Linked DNA regions of Homo sapiens: region 2 is linked to region 1. Evidence: chromatin loops called from intact Hi-C (ENCODE). Cell type or tissue: heart right ventricle. All regions are shown on one strand. Region 1 overlaps MRTFA (myocardin related transcription factor A). Region 2 overlaps MRTFA (myocardin related transcription factor A).

Region 1 (5,000 bases):
AATGTGGGTCTCAATGAAGACATGGTGGGGAAGAGTAGGGAGGAGAACTGCGGAATCTCAAAGGCTAACTATGGGTCTGGAAGAATCACTTAGAGGAGGTTGCAATGATGGTAAAAATAAACTCTAAGATGGAGGAGGAGCAAGGGCTGTGAGAATACATCCCAAGCCCTAAGTGGACTCAGAGATTAACGTAGTCCTAAGGCATCTCCCTCAACTGGGAAGGACCAAATGCTACATGAAATGCATGTTCTTGTTCTTGCTAGAGCACAGCCATGCCTCCCCAGTGGTAGCTTTTCAACCTGGCAGGCCTTCGAAGGTCGGTGCAGGAATGAGCCATCTGCCTGGCCCACTGCCCGAGTGTGTTCAGCACATACCTGAATGCCCTAGAGTAGCTTTATTCAGATCACCCCAAGGGAGTGGGCTTGCAGATCCCGACTTACGCCTTTAAATCTGGTTAGTCCCAGGATCCTGGTGTACCTTCTTCATCCCCACACTTGTTAGGCTGTCTATTCAATATTATCATCAAGGCTTCTCCCACCAAGGCGTTTTCTTTATAACTAATCTTATAGGACTGCAGTTTCAGATTGTTCCCCACCTGCAAGCCCGAACAGGAAATGATTCGATTACGGATATTAAGACTGCAACTTTCTTTGGCAAGAGTGTTTTGTAACTATGAGATTGCACCAAGCTCGGTTGAACATTTTATTCAATGAATCTAATTACTTACTAAAGAAAGTTCCAGGCTGGTGACTGGTCTCAACAAAAAGCTACCACTATACTACCTTCTTCTTGAATAGCTTGCTTCTTTTCTTTATTGTTTTTTTCTTCCTTCCACTCTAGGAGGAAAATTTGCTTCTTTTCTAACCACAAATCTGGCAGGAAAATATGCTCATGCATATTTCCATACTAAGACATTTTTGTCTAAACAACTGTATTTGAATCTGGCTTTTTATAAGAAGTCCAAAAACCTTACAACGGTTGGCTCATTACGAACACTTTAAGTTCGTATTAAGAAGGGTACAGGGAGCCGGGTGCAGTGTGGCTCACGCCTCTAATCCTAGCACTTTGGGAGGCTGAGGCTGGTGGATCACTTGATCTCAGACAGCCTGGGCAACACGGCAAAACCCCATCTCTACAAAAAAATTAGCTGGGCATGGTGGCACTTGCCTGTGGTCCCAGCTACTTGGGGGACTAAGGCGGGAGGATCACTTGAGCCTAGGGGGTCAAGGCTGCAGTGGGCCAAGGTTGCATCACTGCAATCCAGCCTGGGTGACAAAGCAAGACTGTCTCAAAAAACAAAAACAAACAAAAGAGAAGGGTAGCAGGTGTACAAAAATAAATTCACTACACAAGAGACTAACAAAAGAGTGTAAACTTCATATATACTTGTGTGTGTTTGTGTGTGTATCACACAGTTCACTCTGAGGCTAAATAACATCTAAGGACAGGATATATGTTAACCACTATTGTGACTATAATCACCTCTCAGTGTATGCAGCCTTGGTGAGTACAGCCTTTACCACAGTATATCCCTTACCTAAAATTTTCAAATTAATGTCATAAATATTTATAAGTAATCACTTATTTTGTGTATGCGTTGGTACTAAGTATGACATAGGAACTGAGAAGGAAAACACCACTATACATTTATATAATACTTTACAAAGCTACTTTCATACGTATCTCATTTGACCCTATGAGCCAGAACTGGAGTCATTAGTCATTATACCCACTACTACACAATGAGAAGAACTAGTGTGCCAAGCTTAGAGCAACTTAGCCAAGTTCACCATTGGCAAGATCAAACCAAGAACTTTGGGTTCTTGACTACCAGACCACTACTGGGATATTAGCTGCCTACCACAAAAAGGCTTCTGCCCTCAAGGAATTAATCTCTGACACCTAATGCCTTGACTGGTGTTTCTCAGATGTACCAAGTTTCTTCTCAGAAAGAATCTCACTATCTCCTGGTCCAACATACACTGAATCTAATCAAGATATTTATAGAAAAAGGTTATTTATTAATATCACTGACAATGAACAGATGTGAGTTCCTTCTGGAGGCCAGAATCGTTAATGAGACTGAATAAAACTGAATTAGGACAGAGTGCTCAAAATGTATCTGTCACTTTGGGATAAATACCTCATTTTGCTTATGGATATGATACTGCCCTCTAGTGCCAGGAAGCACAGTAACAATCAGCAATCTCAGTAGATTAACTCACCTAATGCATATGAACCACCTACCATGTATAAAAATGCTTTGCTAGACACCGTGGAGAAAAAAAGAAGAAAGAAAAACTTAAACCTATCACACACATACAACCATCAAAACCACATAAGCCCCTTGAGGAATCTATAAATATAATAGAGAATATGAGAAATGAAAAACAAATCACTACAATCAGAGATAGCGTTACAAGTGCTTTAAGAGTTTGCAGATAATACATTACTAGAGTACAAAAGGGATTAGGTAAGCTTCACAGGGCAACAGCATATAAGCTATCTGAAGGCCTTCATAAACTAGAGATGAACAACATGAGCTAGGACTTGGAGGTAGGAAATCTACAAGGTTAAGGTCACAGCCAACACTCCCCAGTTTAGCTGGAGCATTACGTTTGTGAAAAAGAGTAACAGAAGGAAGGCTGACTAGGGTCAGACTGTGAAGGGTCTAGAACTGTGCTATCAGACATGGCAGCCACTAGCCACACATGCTATTTAAATTTAATTAAAATCAAATAAAATTAGCAGCACATGTCCCAGCTACTTGGGGAGGCTGACAGAATTGAGCCCAGAGTTTGAGTCCAGCCTGGGCGACACGGTGAGACTCCATCTCTCTCTTTTTTTTTAATTAAATTAAAAATTCAGCCGGGTGCAGTGGCTCATGCCTGTAATCCTCCCAGCTCTTTGAGAGGCCAAGGCGGGCGGATCAACTGAGGTCAGGAGTTCGAGACCAGCCTGGCTAACGTGGTGAAACCCTGTCTCTACTAAAAATACGAAAAATTAGCCAGGCATGGTGGCGGGCGCCTGTAATCCCAGCTACTCAGGAAGCTGAGGCAGGAGAATCACTTAAACCCTGGACATGGAAGTTGCAGTGAGCCAAGATGGCGCCACTGCACTCCAGCCTGGGCAACAAGAGCAAAACTCCGTCTCAAAAAAAGTAATAATAATTCAGCTCCTCACTGCTTTAGCCACATTTCAAATCTCAATGGGTACATTTGACTTGTGGCTAACATATTGTGTTATATCAATACCAATACTGATTGATGTTAGATCTTTCATAGATCTAACATCATTCATATTGTATCAGAGGTTGTATAAAATCATAAAACACCAACGTTTCATGATGGCTCAGTCCTGAAAAAAAATTCATGCAGATGTGATTGATGCCAAAGTCTATTAATAAGGAAAATAAAGCTATAAAAAAAGAAAATATTAAGAATTTATAATAATAAAACACAAGACACAATCATTTTCACTGGGTATCTTTGAGTATTACAAGGAAGAATGATCTTTGTCCCTCGAACACCTGCTTCAGCCCAAAAGCAGGGACATCAGATATTCTTAATACTTTTACCATTTGAGGCAAAATCTGTTTCTCTTGTGCAGTTTACAAAATGACAGCAATTAAAAAAATAATGTGTATCTGTAGAAGACATAATTTCAAATTTTTTTTTTTTTTTTATGGAGACGGAGTCTCGTTCTGTCGCCCAGGCTGGAGTGCAGTGTCGTGAACATGGTTCTAGCCTCCTGTGTAGCTGGGACCACAGGTGTACACCACCATGCCCAGCTAATTTTTTCATTTTTTTTTTTCTAGAGACAGGGTCTCACTTTGAAGCCCAGCCTGGTCTCGAAATGCTGGGCTAAAGTGACCCTCCCAGACTCAGCCTCCCCAAGTGTTGGGATTACAGGCATGAGCCACTGCACCCAGCCCATAATTTGAGTCCTTTCAAGACTGAGTCAATATACAGAATTCTAAATGAAAGGTTCTAAGCACACTATAAAATCAGCAAAGTAGCCGGGCATGGTGGCTCACTCCTATAATCCCAGCACTCTGGGAAGCCAAGGCGAGTGGATCACTTGAGGTCAGGAGTTCGAGACCAGCCTGGCTAACATGGTGAAATCCTGTCTCTATTAAAAATTCAAAAATTAGCCAGGTGTGGTGGCGAGCACCTGTAATCCCTGCTACTCGGGAGGCTGAGGCAAGAGAATCGCTTGAAGGCAGAGGTTGCAGTGGGCAGAGATCGCGCCACTGCACTCCAGTCTGGGAGACAAAGCATGACTCTGTCGCAAAAAAAAAAAAAAAAATCAGAAAAGTGTAGTTAATTGCTTAGGGTAGTTATCTAACATTACCATTCTGATCCTACTTATCACAAGCCTGAATCTCTATTGCCTATAGGTTTTTTTTGCATGTAACACAGATATTTTTAATGATCAGATTGAAAATATGGAACATTACAATCTTTTGAATTACAAAGTCAAAGGTAGCAGCCCAAGTCCTAAGCCATACTATCCCCCGCCTCTCAAATAATCTTCCCTTTAATGTTGCCATGGTGTTTCTTTGACGTTAGTCCAGAACAGTTCTAGATATTCAAAGAAAAAGCAACTGCCTCTCAACCAATTCTTAAAACTATTCTCAGCTGGGCGCGATGGCTCACGCCTGTAATCCTAGCACTTTGGGAGGCCAAGGCCGGCGGATCATGAGGTCAGGAGATCAAGACCATCCTGGCTAATACGTGAAACCCTGTCTCTGCTAAAAATACAAAAAACTACCTGGGCATGGTGGTGGGTACCTGTAGTCCCAGCTACTCGGGAGGCTGAAGCAGGAGAATGGTATTAACCCAGGAGGCGGAGCTTGCAGTGAGCAGGGATTGCGCCACTGCACTCCAGCCTGGGCGACAGAGTGAGATTCCATCTCAAAAAAAAAAAAAAGAAAAGAAAAGAAGAAAAAAAATATTCTCTCTGCAAACTGGGCACTGATAATCACTCCATCTCGTCTT
Region 2 (5,000 bases), 56 kb after region 1:
AGGATGGTCTTGAACTCCTGACCTCATAATCAGCCTGCCTCGGCCTCCCAAAGCGCTGGGATTACAGGCGTGAGCCACTGCATCCAGCCTAGGTGATGGCTATATTTTAAGCTCACTTTTTAAAGATTTTTATTTATTTATTTTAAGACAGGGTCTCACTCTGTTGCCCAGGCTGCAGTGCAGTGGCACGATCATGGCTCATTCATACTTTATGTCTGAAATAAAGTACTCATTTCACATCACTTCCTCCCAAACTCCCTCCACTGATATACTGGTACTCTTCCAGTTCCTTTGTGACAATTTTCCCCAATAACCTCTGCCTCCTCCTCCCACCCCCTACCCCTGTCTTCACACACGCTATTACTTCTTTCATTTGTCAAACCACTACTTATGCTTTGGATCTCTGCTTAAATGTCTCTTCCTCAAAGAAGCCTTCCCTACATGAAAACCCTCACTATTAGATCTGTTATTCTGTTATAATATCTTGTGTTTTTGTTTTTTTAAAAAGCAATTACCAAAGTTTGTAACCATGAATTAGCTCATCTAACTCTTTGTTGAGTCTTTTTCTTTCATGGAATTATAGAAGTTCCATGACAATAAGAACTTTATCTGTCTTGTTCATTACTCTCTCTCCAATACTTAGCACACAGTGCTAAGTGCTAAGATCTTAATAATCACAGAATAATTTTTCCAACATTAAAATGGTCAAATTATTTAAGCCAATATTTCCACTTCTAAGGAAATAATCTGAAATGCAAAAAAATTTTAAAAGATATTTATCCAAATATTAATGTAAGTGTGAAAAACAGAAAATGATTCAATTGTCCAACTAAGGAGAAAGTAAATAAATGATGGCACAGAACAGAATGTTATGTACCCCATTAAAAAAGGCTACTTATAAAAATATTTCAGTAATATGAAAAAAGCAGGACACAGAATTGGGTCTGTAGTATTAGCTCAGTTATTTTAAAAACACACATTTGCAAGAACACTAGAGGGATATAAACCATATACTAACAGTGATTTTCTCTGGGAGATGAGATCCATTAGAATTTGGGCTTTTGCTTTTGTTTTGTTTTGTGTTAGAGCAGGAACTCTATCTGGTATCTATTCTCCAGGGGCCTAGCATAACATGTGATGAATAAGTAAGAATGAGAAATTGATTATCTCTAAGTACTGGAATGAAGTAGGTCATGAAATTCTCTAAGTCACATTATAAACAGAATCATTTAATCAATTGACATGCCTAAGATTGGAGGATTTTCAACTGGGCGACCTAATCTAGAAAATCCTTGAAAACCATGCTTTCTGAGGAATATAATTAACAAAACTCTTTCCTTTCCCCAAGAAATACTGTAATTTGGATCAGAAACTGCCCACTCAAAATTTTTACTTCTCCCAGCAATTAATTAGAACCTCTTGTGCAACATTGTGGCATGAAAGGATACAGTTCGTACCCTTACAGAAAAAAATACATGATCTGTCCTTTATTCCACAGGCTGCACATGTGAAAACAAACTGGTACTTCTTAAATCTTACATAAAGGAGGAGAAAAACCACTGTGAAAGAGGAAAGGCCCTTTTCACTCCCATTTTCCTGCTTACTTTTCTTTACATAGCTCTTCCAATCCTATCCAGCACCTCAGATTACAGACACACATAGAACTGCACCTTTACATCTCTCAGAACAATATCTGAGATCAACAACAACATTTAGAAAATAAAATTTTTGTAAAAGGCAACATTTACAATCTCATTAAAACACACAAAGTGTCTAAAAACAAATCTAACTAAAGATGTGTAAGATCATCACAGAGAAAAATTTTAAAAACCCATTGGGAGGCCTTACAAAAGATCTAAATAAATGTGGAAAATATGTATTTACAGTATAATATTATAAAAATATCAGTTCTTCCTAAGTTGGTTCATAGATGCAATGCAATTCCAATCAAAATCCTGAGTAATTTTATATGGAAATGCAAATGACCAAGAACAGACAAGAATGAAACTCTTGAACAAGAACAAGGTGGGAGGACTTACTTCTCCCATACAACAGGGCTTATTACAGTTATCGTAATTAAAACTGTGAGGGCAGGAATACACAAATAGCCCAATGGAACCAAATAGCAAGCTCAGAAACATACCCACATAGCTAAGTCCTTGATATATGAAAGACGTAGCTCTGTTGATTAGTGGGGAAAGAAGAGTATTTTCAATAAACGGAATCCACTTGAAAAAAAATTAACTTGTGTCTTACCTTATTCCCATATGAAAAATTATTTCCAGAAACACAAGACACAAAACTCATAAACTATAAAAGACTCATATAAATTACATTAAATTTAGAAATTCTTTTTGTGTTTTGTTTGTTTGTTTTGAGATGGGGTCTTGCTCTGTCACCCAGGCTAGAGTACAGTGGCATGATTATAGTTCATTGTAACCTTGAACTCCTGGGCTCAAGTGATCCTTCTGCCTCAGCCTCCTGAGTAGGTGGGACTACAGGCATGAGCCACCATGCCCAGCTCATTTTTTTGAGAGAGGGGGTCTTGCTATGTTGCCTAGGTTGGTCTTGAACTCCTGGCCTCAAGCCATCCTCCCGCCTTGGCCTCCCCAAGCACTGGGATTATAGGCATGAGACACTACACCCAGCTAAATTTAGAGATTCTTAATCAAAAGACAGGATAAAGAGAAAGAAAAAGACAAACCCCAAAGTGGGAGAAGATGTCTGCAATACACTTAAGCAACAACAAACTAGTATTCCGGATATTTAAAGAACTCTTATTAAAGAAAAAAACCAATACAATAGAAAGAGTAGGCAAAAGACTTAACTTGCCACTTCACAAAAGAGGAAATACAGGCCAGGGCCAGCATGGGCTACATAGCAAGACTCTGTCTATACAAAATATAAAAACTGAGCCAGGCATGGTGGCACACTCCTGTAGTCCCAACTACTCAGGAGGGTGAGGCAGGAGGAATATTTGAGCCCAGGAGATTGAGGCCGCAGTGAGCACTATCCTCCAGCCTAGGCAACAGAGCATGACACTGTCTTGAAAAATAAATAAATAAATAAATAAATAAAATAAATATATATATATACACATAAAATAACGGAAAGTGATTTCTTTTACCAATTTTATATATATACATAAAATCATTGGTATATATATAAAATAACTGGTATATATAATTAGTAAAAGAAATCACTTTCCATTATGATATACTGATTCAATGGATGCCAGAACTCCTTGAGCTGAAGCCTAAGGGCTTAGTTCATTAGACAGATGTTTCCAGGCTTCTCCAAGCCCTGGCTAGATAGGATCCACAAGCAGATCAACTTTATCTTTTAGACCTAAGTTCTCAGCCTAGAAGACAGAGGAGTAATATTTTAAAATATACCTTGAAAGTTTTTATCAACGTTTTACAATTAGGCCAGTAAAGATTGGGTTAGCCAAAGGCACCTCCTCTCTTTAAGGCTCCAAGTTCTGTTTAGGAAATGAAGGTGTCGGGACCTTGACTGCCTACTGCCCCACAGGTACCTCTGCTAACCCACTGAATTCCTTTTTTTTTTTTTTGAGATGAAGTCTTGCTCTTGTTCCCCAGGCTGGAGTGCAGTGGCGCTATCTCCCGGCTCACTGCAACCTCCGCCTCCTGGGTTCAAGCAATTCTCCCGCCTCAGCCTCCCAAGGAGCTGGGATTACAGGCGCCTGCCACCACGCCCGGCTAATCTTTGTATTTTTATTAGAGACGGGGTTTCACCATGTTGGCCAGGCTGGTCTCAAACTCCTGACCTCAGGCGATCCACCCACCTCGGCCTCCCAAAGTGCTGGGATTACAGGCGTGAGCCACCACGCCCGGCCATTTTTTTCTTTTTTTTTGACATGGAGTCTTGCTCTTGTCACCCAGGCTGGAGTGTAGTGGTGTGATCTCAGCTCACTGCAACCTCCCTCTCCCCAGTTCAAGCGATTCTCCTGCCTCAGCCTCCCAAGTAGCTGGGATTACAGGCACCCGCCATCACGCCCAGCTAATTTTTTAGTAGAGGAGGGGTTTCACCATGTTGGCCAGGCTGGTCTTGAGCTCCTGACCTCAAGTGTTCCACCCACCTCGGCCTCCCAAAGTGCTGGGATTACAGGCGTGAGCCGCCGTACCCGGCCACCACTGAATTTCTATATGATACATGCTTCTATGTGAAACAGATCAAAGAAGTACATTTCTCACTCCACTCTCTCAACACACGGTACACCCATTCATGAAAAAGCACCTCCTCTAACTCTAGAATTTATTCTGTTCTAGAACTCCACACTTTCCAATTTCACAATCTTCTCAAAGATTTTTCATTTCTGCTCCTATCATTACCTCCCAAACAAATGACCATGCAAAAACCTACTGTAAAATACAACAATCTTCTTACCAGCCTCTTTCCTCCAGAGCTGAATGCTGGAGAGTAACAAAATTTAAGAGGTAGGCAGAGAAAGATAGCAAAAGCTCTGAATGGCAAAGGGAGTCGCTGGAAAGGTAGAGTTTAAAAAGCCGGAAAAAGGTAAGTCGTAGATATCCGTGGAGGAAAAGTTTCAAGTCTGAGGGAGAAGCCAACCATGTCAAATGATGCAAAGAGGTCAAGTAGCATAAAGACTAAAGAGGGCTTATTTGATCTGCAACAAAAAGAACACAAATTACTGTGGCAATGGCAGTTTCTGAAGACAGGTAGTGACAGAAGCCATAAAGCAGTTGAGTCTCTGGGATATGAGAAAGTAGAGAAAGCAATGACTGTAAACTATTCTTTCAGGAGCTTAAACACTAAGGGAAAGTTAGAGTTGCTGGGAAAGATTTCAGTTAATTTATATGCTAAGTGGAAACACTTCAGAGAAAAAGGCCGAAGATACACAAACACCTTGGGTCCAACAGCAACAGCTGCCTTCTACTCCACTGAGAAAACAGAGTTCTTACCTGTAGTGGAACAAACATGTAAACCATTCATTGATTCATTCAATAAATATTTATTGC

What was found. Hi-C counts contacts between places; a loop is a spot of excess contacts. Peaks named below come from ENCODE experiments on the same cell type or tissue, not always from the same donor. Only the 100,000 strongest peaks of a DNase experiment are listed, where the experiment ranks them.
Region 2: a loop joins it to region 1, with 4 times the contacts of the local background. A loop is called at or near these places in 2 of 110 quality-filtered maps.

What each region holds. Positions count from the first base shown.
Region 1 is chr22:40,485,681-40,490,680 of GRCh38, forward strand. The region is part of intron 3 of MRTFA (myocardin related transcription factor A); the gene reads right to left. Among named protein-coding and RNA genes, the nearest start is that of MRTFA-AS1, 34 kb to the right of the region's middle. In heart right ventricle, CTCF peaks have their summits at 2,184 (motif pointing left) and 2,383; no DNase peak of the experiment used is centred here; H3K27ac peaks cover 1,135 bases.
Region 2 is chr22:40,541,877-40,546,876 of GRCh38, forward strand. The region is part of intron 3 of MRTFA (myocardin related transcription factor A); the gene reads right to left. Among named protein-coding and RNA genes, the nearest start is that of MRTFA-AS1, 23 kb to the left of the region's middle. In heart right ventricle, no CTCF peak of the experiment used is centred here; no DNase peak of the experiment used is centred here.